3 separate regions of the Homo sapiens genome follow, and all the other regions are linked to region 1. Evidence: chromatin contacts called from ENCODE Hi-C or POLR2A ChIA-PET data. All regions are on one chromosome and are shown on one strand. Each heading gives the region's core, a stretch centred on a gene start or an enhancer-like site at or near the end of the contact. The rest is flanking DNA. Distances are from core to core; before and after follow the strand shown. Region 1 holds the start of LINC03053 (long intergenic non-protein coding RNA 3053). Region 2 has its middle 33 kb from the start of MIR1587. Region 3 has its middle 82 kb from the start of MIR1587.

Region 1 (2,916 bases), core at 294-2,793:
CACAGAGATGCAGGCGTTGTCACAGCACCAGCAGCTCTAAGGGGAGCCTGTAAGAGGAAACCAGCTCCAGGAGGCGAGGGAGCTTCTGTGCGGAGTGTGTGCCCCAGCGAGATGCACAGGCCGCGCAGTGAGAGAGGAACTGCCTGGGGGAGCTGTGGCTGCTGCCAGCTCAGCGCAGTGTGGGGGTGGGATGGGGGCTCAGAGAGGCTGGGGGGCTAAGATTAGGGCTGCCGTGGAGGATGGGGCCTCTGGAGAAGACAATAACTAAAGGAAGCTGCTCTGAAGAGGCCAGACCACCTGCGTATGGCTCATCAGATGGGGGGCAAGGTCCCAGCAGCTTAGGAAAGTATGCCCTAGGAAAGATAGATTTGCCAAAGGACACAGAGACTGGAGCTTGGTTGGGTTTTTACACATTAATTTTTGGGGGTGGCATCTTTGAGACAGGACCTTCCTAGGGAAAAATAGAGAGCCCTATACTTCTAAATCCCAGGGGATCCCAGGCGCAATGAGCTACTCAGCGGGCAGCCCAGGCCCACCTAGGGTTTGTGTCCGGGCAAGGGGCTCCAGAGCGTGCAGCCCACATAGGTCCCTAACCAGGCTTTGGGGGAGGGGGTGGGTAGTGAAGGGGTGTGCCCGCTGTATATAGAGGCAGCTGCCATTTGAGGGTGGAGGTGGGGAAGGTGATGCCTCAGCTTCGGCGCTGGAAACCATTGTTTGAGTCTGCACCCAGCGCTTCTCCAGCAGGGCTAATTCTCCACGTGTCCAATTTTCGTGTCTGAAAAAAAACAGCAGCACAGAAACAAAACCATATGACAGGACTGGGCTGCAAACCTTGAAGAATCGAGAGGGTGGCGGAGGTTGCGGCTGGGAAGGGGGAGGGTAAATGTGTGTGTGTGTGTGTGTGTGTGTGTGTGTGTGCCTGTGTGTGTGTGTTGGGGGCGGTGGGGTGGCGCACAACTCAAAGTTTCGGCTATTTCCTACCCGATCTCACCTCCCGGCGTGCTCATCTGATGCAGTTCCAACTCCCTCAAACGATTCCGCAGCCCCAGCGCTTGCGGGAGTGTGGAATTACAGTCTGGAAGAAGCGAGGCGCTGCCGCGAGAGGCGACGCACCGAACCCGGGAGTGCGGAAGCGCAGGCCGGCAGCAGCGCGACCCCTGGGCAGCCTCTGGGCCGCGGTCAGCCCCTGCGGCTCCGTCCTCCTGCCGGTCCCGAGCGGAGAGATGGGTCAACGCAAACCCTCAGCAGGATGGGGGGAGGGGAAAGAAGGGAGACAAGGCTTTTCCCAGAAAGCGGAGGGGAACTCGCTTCCCATCTCCGAGGCGCGATGATGCCCCCATCCCCCGCGCCCCGACCTCCCTGAGATTCGTTTCCTTAAAAAATAGCCAAAGGCCAAACATTTAGCTACGGGTTGAGTCTTCTTCCCACCCCCACCCGGTGCCCTCTCTGAGTTCTCTAAACCCACGAGGCGCTTTAGGCCTGGCGTCCCCCGCCCTCCCCCGCTTCCGCCTGTGCACGAGCCAGTGGCGGTCACTTCTGCGACTCTTTGGAGGCCGACGGCCAGGAGCTTTGTTCTCCTGGGGCTTCCTGCCCCTCCCCCCTCCAAGTCATCCCGGTTTCCACACTTTATCTGCGCCCCCCCTTTGACGTCCGCGCACACAAACAACCCGGGCCTATAATCTCATTAGCATAGGTCTCGGTCTGGGTGACCGCGAGGCTCCCTGCGCGCCCGCGCGCAGCGCTCTGTTTCGCTGCAAGCCGGAGTTTCCACCATGCATGCACCCGGGGCGGGGGGCGGGGACGTTCCGGGTGACAGTGTTGGCTTTGGGGCAGGCCGGGAAGAGGAGGCCGCCCGGGGCAGCGGGAGCCGCGGGAGGAAGGCCCCTCCCAGCGCCCAGTTGCCTTGGTCCCCGGAGCAGATGGCAACTTTGTCTCCTGGTGTGCGCGCAGCGACTTTCAACACATTGAAAAAGCAGTGCTCAGGCTGTCGGGGAAGCCTCGCTGACATTCAGAACCGATTAAAGACCCGAGACGGTGCCAGGCGCAGTGGAGAGTTATGAATTAATCATGGGGGTTACCGATATCTGAGGCTCCCCAGGGCAGTCCTTCTATTATAAGCAGCCCCCACTGCCCACTCCTGACCCGCTCCCCCCTCCCCCGCCGCCGCAAAGGGGTAGTCGCGGCGTCTTTTGCACTGCCCCAATTAACAGCCACGCGGTAATGTGAAAAGTGTTTGCCCTGCCACCCTCAGTGCGGTCTCAGGCCGGGGCGCTGGGCCTGCCAGACGCTCGCGGAGCAGCTCAGTCTTTGGGATAGGCCCGGAATGAGCTCTGTGCTCTGACCCGGGTATGGGGTGGAGTGATGCTCGTTCTCTGCCTCTGTGGCCCAGGTTCAGCTCCCTTCACCACCGTAGAAGGAGGCCCTAGATAGTGGGCGACGTCGGGGACCACCTACAACCTGGGTGCTTGTTTTGGGTCCCCAGAGCAGCTACAGGCTCGTGGTTTCGCGTTGTGGCTCTGGCGATGTTCCAGATATGGAAAAACGAGGTTCGTGTGTGCCGTGGAACTCCGCAAAGTCCCTGGGCCTCCTAGGAGGAACCCCCATGTCTGGAGTCACCCTAAATGACCCGCACCCCTGGGAATCGAGGCACACATCTCGACCACCGAACTTGCCGTTCTGCGTATTGTTAAATCACGCACACCGTTCTAATCTCCCCTATTTATTTCCCAGGCCTGCCTGGCCACAGATTTCTGCAAGACGGAGCAGGCTTCGGGTTCCTCCTGCTTCCAGAGGGGCCATAAAAAACAGATGGTCTCATTAGGAACAATTTATGCATATATATTTCGAAGAGTTCAGCAGAGCCGGCGTAGGTTTGCAGCCCCTGCGTCAGGCAAGAGCAAAATATCACCACTTGCA
Region 2 (2,873 bases), core at 66-2,565, 140 kb after region 1:
GTCTGCCAGGTATGGCTTCTAACATGGTTGAAAACCATGTCTCAGCTACGTGCAGTGGCTCATACCTGTAATCCCAGCAGTTTGGGAGGCCAAGGTGGGAGGATCCTTTGAGCCCAGGGGTTCAAGACCAGCCTGGGCAACATTAGCGAGAGACTCCATCTCTAAAAAAAAATAAGCCAGGTGCGATGGCACATGCCTGTGGTCCAAGCTACTAGGGAGGCTGAGGTAGGAGGATCTTTTGAGCCCAGGAGGTCGAGGATACAGTGAACCATGGTCACACCACTGCATTCCGGCCTGGATGACAGAGCAGGATCCTGTCTCAAACAACAACAAATAAAATACCATATCTAGACTTTCTTTGACAGTCCTCCCAACCAGGTGGAGCCTAATTCTCCTCTGAATATGGACCAGACATTTCCAATGAATTGAATGAACCAGAGGTGATGCTGTGAGGCCAGGTTGGAAAAGGTGATATGGCTTTCACCTCTCTCTCTCTCTCACTCCTTCTCCCCCTCGCCCTCTCTCCCTCTCTCCCTCTCTCCCTCCCTCCCACATGTCTTTGAAGCACTGAGCTGCCATTTAAGAATTTGGCTACCCTGAAGCTGCCATGTTGGAGAGAGATGCCCAAGGTATCCCAGATATTCTATTCTGCACAATCCACTCCCCACCCCTGCCAGTCTTCACAGCCCAGCTGCCAGACACGTGACTCTGCCCCGACACACATTTCTGCCCCTTCTGGAGCCTGCTAAGCCCACCACCCCACTTGGAGACAGCCTTCTTTTTTTTTTTTTTTTTTTTTTTTGAGACGGAGTTTCATTCTCGCTCTGTTGCCCAGGCTGGAGTGCAGTGGCACGATCTCAGCTCACTGCAAGCTCCGCCTCCCAGGTTCACACCATTCTCCTGCCTCAGCCTCCCGACTAGCTGGGACTACAGGCGCCCGCCACCATGCCCGGCTAATTTTTTGTATTTTTAGTAGGGACGGGGTATCACCATGTTAGCCAGGATAGTCTCGATCTCCTGACCTCGTGATCCGCCCACCTTGGCCTCCCAAAGTGCTGGGATTACAGGCATGAGCCACCGCGCCCCTTCGGAGATAGCCTTCTTGAGGGTAGAGGTCTCCCTAGAGCCTGCAATGGGGCCCTCTGGGGTCCTGAGGACACCGACATGCCTGCTGCCTGGGTTGGCAGCTGCTCACCATCTTTGCACTATCTTCTTACTGACAGCCCCCAGGTGACTCAGAACGTGTGGTTGACGTGGAGCCACTCAATTTCCTGCCTCGCCTCTCCTCTGGCCTCCTGGCTTGCAACCAAGTCTTCCTATCTGGGGGGTTGAGGGTGCTGTGGCTTCACACTGGCTTTCTCAGCTCCTCCCTCTCCTGCAGGGACTAGGTTGGCGGATCAAGGGAGGAGGAACAGTGGCCCTCATCCCTTCCAGTGCAGTGGGAATGGCACTAGATTGGAGATCTAGGCTGTCATCCAGGCTCTGCCACTAACTGGCTCCTGAGACTTGGTAAATCCCTTTACCCCTGGTCACAGTTTTCTTATCTACAAAGCCTTCATAGATTGAGGCTTTGTAATGCTCTAGTACAGTCATGTGTCACTTAATGAAGGGGATATGTTCTGAAAAATGTTTGGTTAGGGGATTTCGTCATTGTATGAACATCATAGCATATATTTCTACGAGCCTATGTGGTATAGCTTACTACACACTTAGGCTACATGGTATAGCCTGTTGTTCCTAGGCTACAAACCTGTACAGCATGTACTGTACTGAATACTGCAGGTAATTGTTATACAGTGGTATTTGTGTATCTAAACATCTCTACACATAGAAAAGTTACAGTAAAAATACAGTATTATAATATTACGGGACCACTGTCGTATATACAATATGTTGTTGACTGGTACGTCATTATGTGGTGCATACTTGTATTTATTGAGTGTCCACACTATCCTGGGGTTAGGCTCTTTGGAGGATCCCAAAGAAATTATATCATTTAGTGATTTTTCCATTGTGAACCCAACCCAATTCAATATTAGCAAAAGGGGAAATTGATTGGTTTATGTTACTGAATGGTCCAGAGGTAACCTACTTCAGGTATGGCTTCATCTAGGGCTTAAATGATGCCACCAGCACCCATTATCTGCTCTGTTTCCTCTGGATGGGTTTCATGGTTACACACAGTAGTGGTTCCCTGCCCCCACCCCCCAACCCCATCCAGATTCCTGGAACTTCCAGCCCCCATTCCTGCCACCTGCCCACCCAATTGTAGCTGCTCTACTCTAGAACTCACATGCTGTACAACCAAACCCAGCCCAGAAGAGAGACCCTGTGTTCCAGCATTCCCATCAAGAATCCTGATATTCACTCTGATTGGACCAATTTGGTCATGTGTATCTTCCCTTTTGAATTAAGCCAATCTGGTTGATCCCTAGAGCTGGATGTGCAGCCAACTCCAACTCCCTAAACTGCCTGGCTGGGAGAGGGAGGAAATAGATACTGGCCACTTGTGTGTGTGTGTGTGTGTGTGTGTGCGTGTGTGTGTGTTAGGATGGGGGTGGCTTATTCTTAAAGATCTTACTCAGAAAGGAGGCTGAGGCAGGAGGATCACTTGAGCCCAGGAGGTCAAGGCTGCCATGAGGTGTGAATGTGTCATTATACTCCAGCCTGGTCAACAGAGAAAGACACTGTCTCGAAAAAAAAAAAAAAAAGCGAATTTATGATTTACACTCAGGATGCAGAAAGCATGACTTGAACGATCCTTCCTTGTGAAATTTGACAAAGGGAAAACTCCATGTGAGTTCAGGGGACAGGGAGGGCTTCTTGCAGAGGCAAGACTTGGATGCTGAGGAGAATTTAGGCAGAAAGAAGCC
Region 3 (2,755 bases), core at 1-2,500, 250 kb after region 1:
AATCATTTTTATTGTACTTTACAGAAGTATCTGTCCATAACGGATTGGAATTAATTAACAAACAAACACAAACAAGACTGGTCCTACATCCGTAGCTTCTTTGAGAAACAATGCTTTTGGCCGTGCCATTTCAAGTCAAGAAGAGAGATTCTGAAAAATATGAAAACATCTAAGGCTTGCCCCAGTCTGGGCAAAACGCATGAGCACTCACGCCTGAGGGGCCGGACTAACTTGGAAGGCATGGGTTATCATTTCTTTGTGTCCTCAGATTTCCCAGTGTCCACCCTGCCATAGGGAAGTCGGGGGGCAGGCATTCGTGGGGGACCTGGGGCTAAGTCATCCCATCTCCTGGCGCCCCAGTTTCCTCTCCTGCAACTGGGTCACCGGCAAGTGGGTCAGAGGTGCAGTTCTTCCCTGATGTGGCTGCTGCCTGCTCCGAAGAAGCAGATCTTTGTCAGCCTCCAGAGCTGCAGAAGGACACTATCTTGGGCATGAATATCCCACAGCAGCAGTGCTTTTCTTCTCTCTCCGCCGGACCTGGCTCATTCTTGTCTGGCAGAGGAACAAGCGATTTCTTTTTATGAGCCTGCAAACCTCCAGCCTCCCAGCCTCCCAGCTGGCTGGGTGCCAGGGCTGGGCCTGACACACAGGCTGACGTCCCCACCCAGACCCATGGTCCTGGCTGCTCCGAATTCTGGAGCGTCTGAGTCACCATGCCTGAGCCGGCGGCGTCTCCATGAAAGAGTTCAGAAGAATAAAGGAACAGGCTCTCCTATGGGCCTGCTGATAGCAATCTATCAGCATGACTACATTTTGGCCTCCTTTTTTTGCTGCCTCTAATCCAGCAAAGCAGGCTGTGGGTGTCTGATGGTGAACTGCCTAGCAGGGGAGGGAGTCCATCAGAGTTCCCTTCCCAAAGGCGATCGTGTGGGGAGTGTAAACCTCCCTCTGTCCTTCCCCCACAGTACTGTTGGTTTCTGCGCATGATGGAGTAGGGTGGGAGAAGGAGGCTTTTCTGGCTCGTTTGTCCGGGATCCTGAGACTACCCGGCCTCCACTGAGACGTGTGCAGGCCAGAGGGGCACCATCCACCTGCAAGACTACGGTGTCTGGAGGCGCTTGGCTGATTAGCCCTGCGGCTGGCCCCCAGTTTAATGAGCGTGGCGCCTGGTGTGCAGCTCAACCCCTGCTTGTTTAGACAGCCTTGCTGGCTGTGCCACGTGTCCCCTGCACCAGGCCGAGGAGGGGCAGCCCCCTGAGAAAGCCTGTTCCTTTATTCTTTCAGAACTGAGCCCCGGCTGCCCCGGCTTGGGTCAAAAGGCCTGCTGGGGCCTGGAGAGTCTTATTTCCTGAGGGGCTGAGGCCGGCCAAGGGGGCAACAGACAGTGGGGGACACTCGTGGATACAGGTGACAGGGCAGCAGGGGCTGCAGCCAATCTCTCCCTTCCCTGACCAGCCTCCCGGAGCTGAGTGCTGGCCGCATTGCTCTGGCCTCCCTGGGATTTCACATTTGATCGCTTTTCAGTGTGGCTGCAAAGGAAGGCTGCAGGAGCCATTTGGTGGGCACTGGCTGGGTCCGTTGTTAGCAGCATGGTGGGGGACAGAGTGGCTTTCCTAAGATGGAAAGCCTGTTGGTCCTGATTTCTGTACACTCTAAGGCCTTGGCCCTGTCTCCTCCTAGCACGGCACCCTAGGCCATCCTTGGTCCTACCTCTCCTGATGCTGCCCCTCCCCCAATATTTATGCTCCACCCGGCAGCCAGAGTGGACTTTATTTTTATTTATTTATTTATTTATTTTGAGATGGTGTCTCACTCGGTAGCGCAGGCTGGAGTGTAGTGGCATGATCTTGGGTCACTGTAACCTCTGCCTTCTGGGTTCAAGAGATTCTCCTGCCTCAGCCTTTTGAGTAGCTGGGATTACAGGCACCCACCACCACACCTGGCTAATTTTTTATATTTTTAGTAGAGATGGGGTTTCACCATGTTGGCCAGGCTGGTCTTGAACTCCTAACCTCAGGTGATCCACCTGCCTCGGCCTCCCAAAGTGCTGGGATTACAGGCATGAGCCACTGTGCCCAGCCTTAATTTTTATTTTGTAAACTTTTGATTTTGAAATAATTACAGACTTGAAAACTTGCAAAAGGAGTGCCAAGACTTCCTGAATCTACTTTCCTCAGATTCCCCCAATGTTAACATTTTTACCAATTTTTGTGTGCTTTCTCCACACACACACATTTCTGTTTTCCCTGAAGCTTTTGAGATTAAATTTTAGACATGATGCTCCTTGAACCCTGAAATATTTCAGGGTGCATTTCCTAAAAACAAAAACAACAAGGATGTTCTCTTAAATAACCACAGTACGGTTTATCAAAATTGGGAAATATACACAGATATTTACACAGATGTTACCTGATCCCCAGATCTTATTCAAATCCTGTCAGTTGCTCCACTAATGTCCTTCAAAACAAAAGAAAAGAAATATTTCTCTGGTTCAGGATCCAATTCAGAATTGCACACTGTAATCTGTTGTTGTGTGCCTGTTGTGTAATCTGTTGTTGTGTGTCCTATAATCCAGCATAGTCCCTTAGTCTATCCTTGTCTTTCATGACATGAACACTTCTGAAGAATAAGGGCTGGCGATTTCATAGACTGACCCTTAGTTGGGCTTTGTCTGATGTCTCTCGTGATCAGATTCAGATACTGCATGTTTCGCAGGAATGCCACTCAAGTGATGGGTGTCCTCCATGCATCGTAT

What was found. A loop is a pair of places that touch in the nucleus more often than their neighbours do. ChIA-PET counts read pairs that join two places held with the same protein, here RNA polymerase II (POLR2A). Pooled maps may share reads with other maps.
Region 2: a map with no recorded cell type shows a loop between it and region 1 (3-fold over the local background). The contact joins the enhancer-like site here to the promoter of LINC03053 in region 1. A Hi-C loop is called at or near these places in 21 of 37 single-sample maps with no recorded cell type and 13 of 50 pooled maps. POLR2A ChIA-PET finds 5 or more read pairs at or near these places in 11 of 52 experiments (GM12878, Panc1, activated CD4-positive, alpha-beta T cell and 6 more).
Region 3: a loop to region 1 is called in a pooled map, with 3 times the contacts of the local background. The contact joins the enhancer-like site here to the promoter of LINC03053 in region 1. A Hi-C loop is called at or near these places in 1 of 168 maps with a recorded cell type or tissue (endothelial cell of umbilical vein) and 7 of 50 pooled maps. POLR2A ChIA-PET finds 5 or more read pairs at or near these places in 3 of 52 experiments (A549, AG04450 and T-cell).

The regions. Positions count from the first base shown.
Region 1 is chrX:40,007,877-40,010,792 of GRCh38, reverse strand. LINC03053 (long intergenic non-protein coding RNA 3053) reads right to left here and starts at 1,543. Exons shown (of 2, transcript XR_007068218.1): 1 at 992-1,543; 2 at 1-775. RefSeq lists an enhancer at 1,776-2,403.
Region 2 is chrX:39,868,818-39,871,690 of GRCh38, reverse strand. No RefSeq gene overlaps it. Among named protein-coding and RNA genes, the nearest start is that of MIR1587, 33 kb to the right of the region's middle. Within about 2 kb of position 1,315, at least 2 of the 41 ENCODE cell types and tissues checked have a DNase peak (open chromatin) inside an H3K27ac peak, as active enhancers do.
Region 3 is chrX:39,753,751-39,756,505 of GRCh38, reverse strand. No RefSeq gene overlaps it. Among named protein-coding and RNA genes, the nearest start is that of MIR1587, 82 kb to the left of the region's middle. RefSeq lists enhancers at 866-1,815, 2,661-2,755. Within about 2 kb of position 1,250, at least 16 of the 41 ENCODE cell types and tissues checked have a DNase peak (open chromatin) inside an H3K27ac peak, as active enhancers do; they include endothelial cell of umbilical vein, where a contact is called at or near this core.